Linked DNA regions of Homo sapiens: region 1 is linked to region 2. A link is a contact called in ENCODE Hi-C data. All regions are on one chromosome and are shown on one strand. Each heading gives the region's core, a stretch centred on a gene start or an enhancer-like site at or near the end of the contact. The rest is flanking DNA. Distances are from core to core; before and after follow the strand shown.

Evidence for each region. A loop is a pair of places that touch in the nucleus more often than their neighbours do. Pooled maps may share reads with other maps.
Region 1: a loop to region 2 is called in a pooled map, with 2.8 times the contacts of the local background. The contact joins the enhancer-like site here to the promoter of RTF2 in region 2. A Hi-C loop is called at or near these places in 2 of 50 pooled maps.

The regions. Positions count from the first base shown.
Region 1 is chr20:58,405,800-58,409,719 of GRCh38, reverse strand. All of the region lies in intron 1 of VAPB (VAMP associated protein B and C), which reads right to left. Among named protein-coding and RNA genes, the nearest start is that of VAPB, 19 kb to the right of the region's middle. Within about 2 kb of position 1,564, at least 11 of the 41 ENCODE cell types and tissues checked have a DNase peak (open chromatin) inside an H3K27ac peak, as active enhancers do.
Region 2 is chr20:56,466,783-56,470,736 of GRCh38, reverse strand. It overlaps RTF2 (replication termination factor 2), which reads right to left and starts at 2,110. Exons shown (of 9, transcript NM_016407.5): 1 at 1,971-2,110. The coding sequence starts at 2,039.

The DNA.
Region 1 (3,920 bases), core at 315-2,814, 1.9 Mb before region 2:
TATCAGGTCTCAGCTTTCCAGATACAAGTTTAAAGTTATTAGCTTCACAACAGTTTTTTCCACTCTGCATAAAAAAAGCTATATTATTTTATACTCTTGCAAACACAAATTAGGTACAGTATCTCTCCTTTTCACAGCCTCTCCAAAAAACAAATTACCATATTTCACTTCAACTCTAAAAAGATTACCTTCTGGGAAGGTAATAATCTGTCTCCAGAAGCCTATGACTTTTGATGGATTTTGTTAAGACAATAAAAGTGTGCTTGAGGTTTCAATACAGTAGACTCTCTATGTGGGAAAAATACACTAAAATGGAGGGACACGGACATTCTAAAGCAAAATCTGTTGGATATCTTATTAATATTTTTAAATTTTACCCTTTGACAGTCTATTTACATTAAAAAGTATCCTATTGCTTTCTGCGTTCTATACCCATCTGCAGTGCACCAATCCCCACATTATTTCTTTTCTTGTTTATGTAAATCTTCCCCTTCTAGAATGGAAACTCCATCAACACAGACTTTTTTGTCCCTCTTGTTCATTACTGATCATCAGCACCTAGAGCACTTGCAGGCATAGAACAGATGCTCAATAATATATTTGCTGAATGAACAAATAGCCATGCCATGCTTCCATCTACTTCACACAATGGCTGTATTCTTCCTCTATGCACCCTCTGTAAGCACATCCAGGCTCTGGGTGAATAAATACTGAGACTACTGCTGCTCCTGTTCCAGCATTACACCCTTTTCATCTTCTGCATAGGACATATTTTGTTTGTTCCTTTCCTGTTTCCACATGGAGTGGGGGGCGGGGTGGGGGGGGGGGGTGTCTGTCCTATTCATCACCAGATCCTCCAAACTAGAACAGTGCCACAAACATAGTAAAAATGTATGCTGCATGAATACGAGACTTCCTCAGAGGTCATTGTACTCTGATTCTGCTGCATTTCCTGTAAACAGACACCTACTTCAAAACCCGGATCTGAAATCACTCTAAATTTGTGCTGCTTATATACAGGTTGAAGGTATTAAAAATGCTCACTGTGTCAATAATGCTTTCATCATAATTATTCTATGGTGTTTTTTTTTAAAGTTGCCCCCTCCCTAAAAAATGAAAGATACCATACTAACAGATATTCGAAGAGAGTGAGCTGTTAAATAACCATGAACTCAAGAATAAGGACACTGGAGAAGTTTTCTTAAAAATCTATTTTCTTGATCGAATTGTTAGCTCACACATTAAATCAATGCTTTAGAAACAAAAATAAAGCTTTAAAGCTTTGCAACCAATGTGTTTAAATGGCAGACATTATATTCCAATATTCCAGCAGAAAGCCTGATTGTATAGCTCTTATTTTGAAATAACCACATAAAAACAACCCTACCCATAGACACATAACTTTCCTGAAGAACTCTTAGAATGCAGTGTTTTAAATTAATAAAGTATTCTCCTGGTATCCTCGGGAGCCAGCCAGCTACTGAGAAACATCACACCTGTTATTGCAGCAAGAGAAATCAACACCAAGAACTCTCACTGATGATGCCATCAAAGGCACACCAGAAGCCAACTTGATTGAAATAGACTATACCAGACTTGCAGGGTGCTTACTCAATTCACTAGTTTCCTAGGTCTTTCAGAGCAGAAAGAAACAAAACTCAGCCTGCCACCACCTCCATGGGTGGGAAAACTAAACTGGAAGACATGCTACTGTATTTTAAGAATTCCTAAGATCAAACTCAGGAAAGCTACCTGAAAAAAAATACAAAGTTAGTAAGGAACAGCCTGGAAAACTAAGATATTTGCAGTTTATATAACAGATGAATGGCCAGAATTGAAAATATATAAAGAATTCTCTTACTTACAATAAAAATTCTAAAATCTCATGAAGGAATACTATACAACTCTTTAAAAGAATGAACTAGATCTGTATTTCAACAGTTGATAGGTCTCAAAAACATGTTAAGTCATCCATACACCATGACACTACATTAAGTGATCTAGAAAAAAACGGAAATAGTTCACATTAAATTCCTCCGGGGAGTTAAAAAAAAAACAAAAAAAAAAGGAGGGCGTATGAATCAGCAGATATGGAGTACAGACATGCCATAAATTATTAGTGAAGTTTTACTTGTTTTATTAAAGAAAGATTTAAAACGAGTCTTCTAACAAATTATTAACATTTAGTTACTCCATACTGGGGTATTTATATTATCTGTATTTTTCTGTACTTAAAAATTTTTTCATATACAGAAAGCTACCTGTAGTTTATGTGAGATCCAAACAAGGTTCTTTTGAAATAATTTTCTACTTGTTCAGACTTGTAAAGTTGTTGAAAACTGATAAACCAGCCTTGATAGTCATGCTTGTATAATTTATAAAAATCAAGGTTATCACTCAAAACATGTTTAAAGTTGCAGTGGTCTCATTAACTCAAGACAAAGACCCATGTGTACAATTCTGACAAAAGCTTCTGTATGAACTTCAAATACTAGAAACCATCTAAAGATAAATACTGTCACTACTTTCCTTTAATACACTAGATTTTTTTTCGTAATAGAAAAATGGCTAAAAGGAGTATATAAGAGCTGAGGCTTCATACATTCTATCTATATCCAGCACTAATATTATCGTGCAGTAGAAGATTATTCACAGATGAATTTTACATCAGTTCTAAAAGGATCTTAGACGATTTAATAAACTGAATTTTTTCAATGCATTCTTTATCCCATTGACTAACGAACATCTAGTAATTATTCTCTACTTGAAAGACCAAAATTTCTGATTACAGTAATCACAAAAATAAACAAAAAGATAAGCAATATTCTACTGCAAATAAAATTCTATCTAAATAGAAGAGTGACAAAACATGATTCACATTTTACACAAAGCAGGATGAGTCAAGACAGATAATATGCTCAAGTTAGGGGTATGAGTGATAAAATAGCATGGGGTCCCAATTTCTCATGGTTGTAGTTGTTTTAACAGTTCAAGTGCAAAAAGTCATTAACAACAGAAGTAAAACTTCTCCAAAGTGTTCCATCTTTAGTGGAGATGACAGCATGTGAAAAAGCCTCCATACGAAAATCAACACATCCAATTCACACCAGATACAGAACAGGGGAGAAGAACAAGTTTAGCATTCTGCACCTTGATGATCCAACTGGAATTTTCAATCTGTGAACGATGAGAAACAGTAGAACGTGGTTTATCAGTTAGTGTGTAATCTGTTCTGGTTCCTTTTCAATAAAGAACCTAAGTGGCTATACCAGTGATAAGAGATTATCAACCAGGTCAGCAGCTTCTTAAACTCAAGAAGAGGCCAGGGGAAAGGCTGTGAGACTTGGATGAAAAATATTTTCTATTTTTCCCTTACTCTGCCTTTGGAAATTATGCTCATTCTTCAAAGTTTTGCTCAAACGTCTTCTCTTTTGGAAAGGTTTACCAAATCTCTTTAATCAGAAGAAATTACTCCTTACTGTTCTATGTCACAACAATAAGCTGACTGCCAAATTTATATCTGCAGCCTGGCCCTCTCCCCTGAGCTCCAGACTCAACTACCTATTTAACATCTCTCGTTGCAAGTGTACTGAGCATCTCAAGTTTCTCATGTCCAAACGGCACTCTTGAGTCCCACTCTCCTCCCTCAAACTCAATGCTTCTCATCTCAGTAAAGAAACCACCACTCACCCAACTGCTTAGGCCAAAAGCAGTCTCTCTTCCTCTACATTTAATCTACATTCCTCTATATTCCTCTACATTTAATCTAGAAACCCTGTCTCCACTAAAGATACAAAAATTACTTAGGCGTGGTGGCACATGCCTGTAGTCCCAGCTACTTGGGAAGCTGAGGCAGGAGAATTGCTTGAACTGGGAGGGGGAGGTTACAGTGAGCCGAGTGAGATCGCACCACTGCACTC
Region 2 (3,954 bases), core at 861-3,360:
GATTATTAACTCCATGTCCAATTCCTCTTCTCCTCCCTGAAGGATGGGGGTGAGGTGGGGCTGAAAGTTCCAGGCTTCTAATCTTGGCTTGGTGTTTCTGGTGACCAGGCCCCATCCAGGAGCCCACCAATAATTGCCTTATTAGAACAAAAGATGATCCCGTCACCCAGGAAATTACAAGGAATTTAGGTGCTCTGCGTTAGGAACCAGGGCAGATTTCACAATATTGATCCGAAATGTAAGCTCCACCAGGGCTAGACTCTGCCTTGTTCACTGCTATATCCCTGGGGCCTACAACAATGTATATATGGTAACCACTTATTAAGCATTTGTTGTGTGAATAGTTATAATAAAAATCCATCCTGCCTAGGCATTCTGGCTTTTTTGAATCGCTCTTCCTTCTTTTCTACCCTCTTCCGACACCTGTTTCTTGTCAAGCCTTTCATTAAGCTACTCCTTTTCAGCCCTGGGCACAAGAAAACAAAACTGAGCTAAACACTTTTTTGGTGAAAGCCAAAAAACCACTCATGAATGCTAATTATCCAGCATTCGCCTGTTTACATGTACGTATGATCAGAGGGTACACTTCATCCTCTTGGGTATTCATTCATTCCCATATTCACACATACTTATTAGGTGTCTATTATGTGGCTGACACATGGTAGGGGTTACAGAGGTAAGACACACAAGGTTCCTGTCTACGTGGGAAAGAGACAATAAACAACACAGTGGTAGGCACTGTTAAGAAGAGAAGAGAGAATATTGGAAGTGAGGCACATTTCAGTTACAGTGGACAGATGACATTTGAGTAAAAAACTGAATGAAGTAAAGAAACTCATCATGTGACAATCTCAGTGAAGAGTATTTCAGATTGATGAACTCACACTCCAGGTTGAAGAACAAGAGGCCTGTTTAGCTAGAACAGTATGAAAGAGGTGGAGAGGGGCAGAAGATGAGGTCAGAAACATAGGCAAGGTCTGCTCAAGGGTCTGACGAGATTTTATTCTTAATGTGATGGGAAGCCACTGGAATGCTTCAAATACAATAGTGACTTAAGGGGTTTACCTTTTAAACAAGCTCTCCAGCTCCTGAATCAGAATACATGAAGTCTCCACGTGTGCTTTACAAATATTTTTGTAAAGAAGTCTCTACTAGGTGCTTTACAAATATTTTATCATTAAAAAGTAATTACTTGTGCTAACTTTGAAATCCCAAATAAGTGGATGGGAATCCTGGCTTCACTACCTACCAGCTGTGTGATCTTAGTCACCTTAATATCCCTGGACTCAATGTCCCCGTCAGTAGCAAAGAAATTATTATAATTTCCTCGATTACTTGTGAGATCAGGGATTATTCACTCATTTGTTTATTCGAAATATTTAGTGTGCCAGGAACCATGCTAGTTGCAGAGAAAAAAAGGGTACAGCCTCTGCTATCAGGAACTTACCGTCTAGCGGGGAAGACTTGATACAAATCAACCACGTACAGCCGTGTGCAGGCTAAGACAGTTTATAAAAGGATGTGGTAAGGGAACAGTTTGGGAAGGCTTCTCTGAGCAAATGAAGTTAGTGTATACAAAACTCAGTATACACTAGGTATTTGTATTATTGCTACTAGTCGCAGGTAGGGTTCAAATCCTGGCTCTGCCATTTACTAGCTTTGCAAATTTCTCCTTTTGAGCCTCAACTTCCATGTCTGAAAATGAGGACAACAGTATGTAGCTATAGGGCTATTGTGATAATTACATGAGATACCCCCTGTTAAGATTACTGTCCAGTGAATGGCAATAGTCAGCACCCATTGAATGTCCACTCTTAATACTGTTGTTAATTTTGAGTCCTCTGAATGGAATAAAAGACCGCAGCCAGGTCTGGAACTCCGCTGGCTCCCCCTTCTTACTTCCTCTCGTTTTCTGGGGTCGTCAAATTCCCACCACCCCCGGTCGCCAAGAGCCGGCCCACATCACTGACCTTCTCAACCTTCTTCGGCCCCTTCACCAGTTCATGCCTCTTGGGGATTGTTCCCCCGTCGCAACCCATCGCAGGACGGGAGTCAGAGCCAGCAGCAAACCCCCAAAGCTGTCACTTCCGGGATTTCCGGCGAAATCCGCAGCCACTTCCGGCGCACCGCCGTGACGCAGCACGCTGGTCGTGGCGTAGCGGGGCGGGGCGGGGCGGCACGCTAGGCGCGGCGTAGCGGGGCAGGGCGAGGCCGTTACCAAGTGCCGGTTGTCATGGAGAGCGTCGCTTGGAGGCTGGGCGTGGGCGGGTTTCCTCGTTCCCGTGAGACCCTGGGTTTCTGCTGCACAATCGGAATCACTCGCCCACGCTCCGGGAGGGCAGCGAGGGCGTGGGCGGCCCGTGCGCATCCACCGCTCTTTGACCCTATCCCACGCCAGCTTGTGTGGCTGCGGAGCGGGCACATCCCTGGACTGAGAGCGCCTTGAGGAAAAGGGCCGCCCTCCTGTTTCTGCGATTAAGGATGCCTATGAACGGAATCTGCTGTATCAATGGACATTTTTGTGTTTAAAAGGAGAACGCATCTTTCTTGAGCGCCAACTGTGACTCAAGCACTCACAACAAATCTTGTGAAGTGATGTTACAACAGATTCTAGGAAGTAAGACCCTCCCTTAAGGCCTGGAACTTTCTGGTGTTGCCATGCATATTGTAGATGGCATGTGTGTGAAATTTTGCATACAGTTTGTGCGTGTGTGTATTTCATTCACAGTTTCCTGAAGCCCAGGCTAAAAAAATTTTATTAACAATCAAGTATCATTAATAGACGATATAATAGTTCTTATAAAATATACACTGATGTTGCCATGCCCGTTCCAAGAGTCAGGCTGTATTTTATCTATAAGAACACAAATCCCTTGCTAAAAATTCATGATTGTCTGTCTGCTCTTAGGCGATTGTCTATCTCTCTGTTTGTTCCTTTAATTATTATAAATATTATGGGAAAGTGCCTATAATCCCAGCACTTTGGGAGGCCGAGACGGGAGGAGCACCTGAGCCCAGGAGTTCCAGGTCAGCCTGGACAACATGGTGAGACACCATCTTGAAAGAAAAAGAAAAATTAGCCAGGCGTTGTGGTAAGCTTTTGTAGTCCTAGCGGCTCCGGAGGCTGAGGGGGTAGGAAGGATTGCCTGAGCCCAGGAATTCAAGGTTGCAGTGAGCTTATGATTATGCCACTGCACTCCAGCCTAGGCAACAGAGCAAGACTCTGTCATTAATATGTATGTATGTATGTATGTATGTATTTGTACATATATATGATGGGAAAATTTCTCCATTGCCAAGAAGGCAGATCTTTATGATTGGATATTACCCTATTGACCTACGTGAAACATAAAAACGCTGAAAATATTTTTTACTTGGGAAGAGTTGCCCAGAAAATACGTGGATGTGGAAACTTCAAGGGCTATATGTAAGCTTGGGGTACTTGTTACTGTGATTAATGAGAATTTTAAAAAATAATCCCTTTAATTAGTTGGTCTCTGATTGATTTATGATTTATTTCTATGCTAACCACAATAACTGTAAGCTCTATGAGGGTAGGGACTTCATTTTGTTTTGTTTTGTTTTAGACAGAGTCTCGATCTGTTGCCCAGACTGGAGTGCAGTGATGTGATCTCGGCTCACTGCAACCTCAACCTCCCAGGATCAAAGCGATTCTCCTGCTTCAGCCTCCCCAGTCGCTGAGATTACAGGCGCCCGCCACCATGCTGGGCTAATTTTTGTATTTTTAGTAGAGACGGGGCTTCACCGTGATGGCCAGGCTGGTCTCAAACTCCTGATCTCAGGTGATCCACCTGCCTCGGCCTCCCAAAGTGCTGGGATTACAGCCGTGAGCCACCAAGCCCGGCCAGGACTTTTATTCCACATTGTATCATCAGTGCCTAGAAGAGTCTTTGGCACACTCAATATATGAGTACATTTCCTCAGTAAACCAAA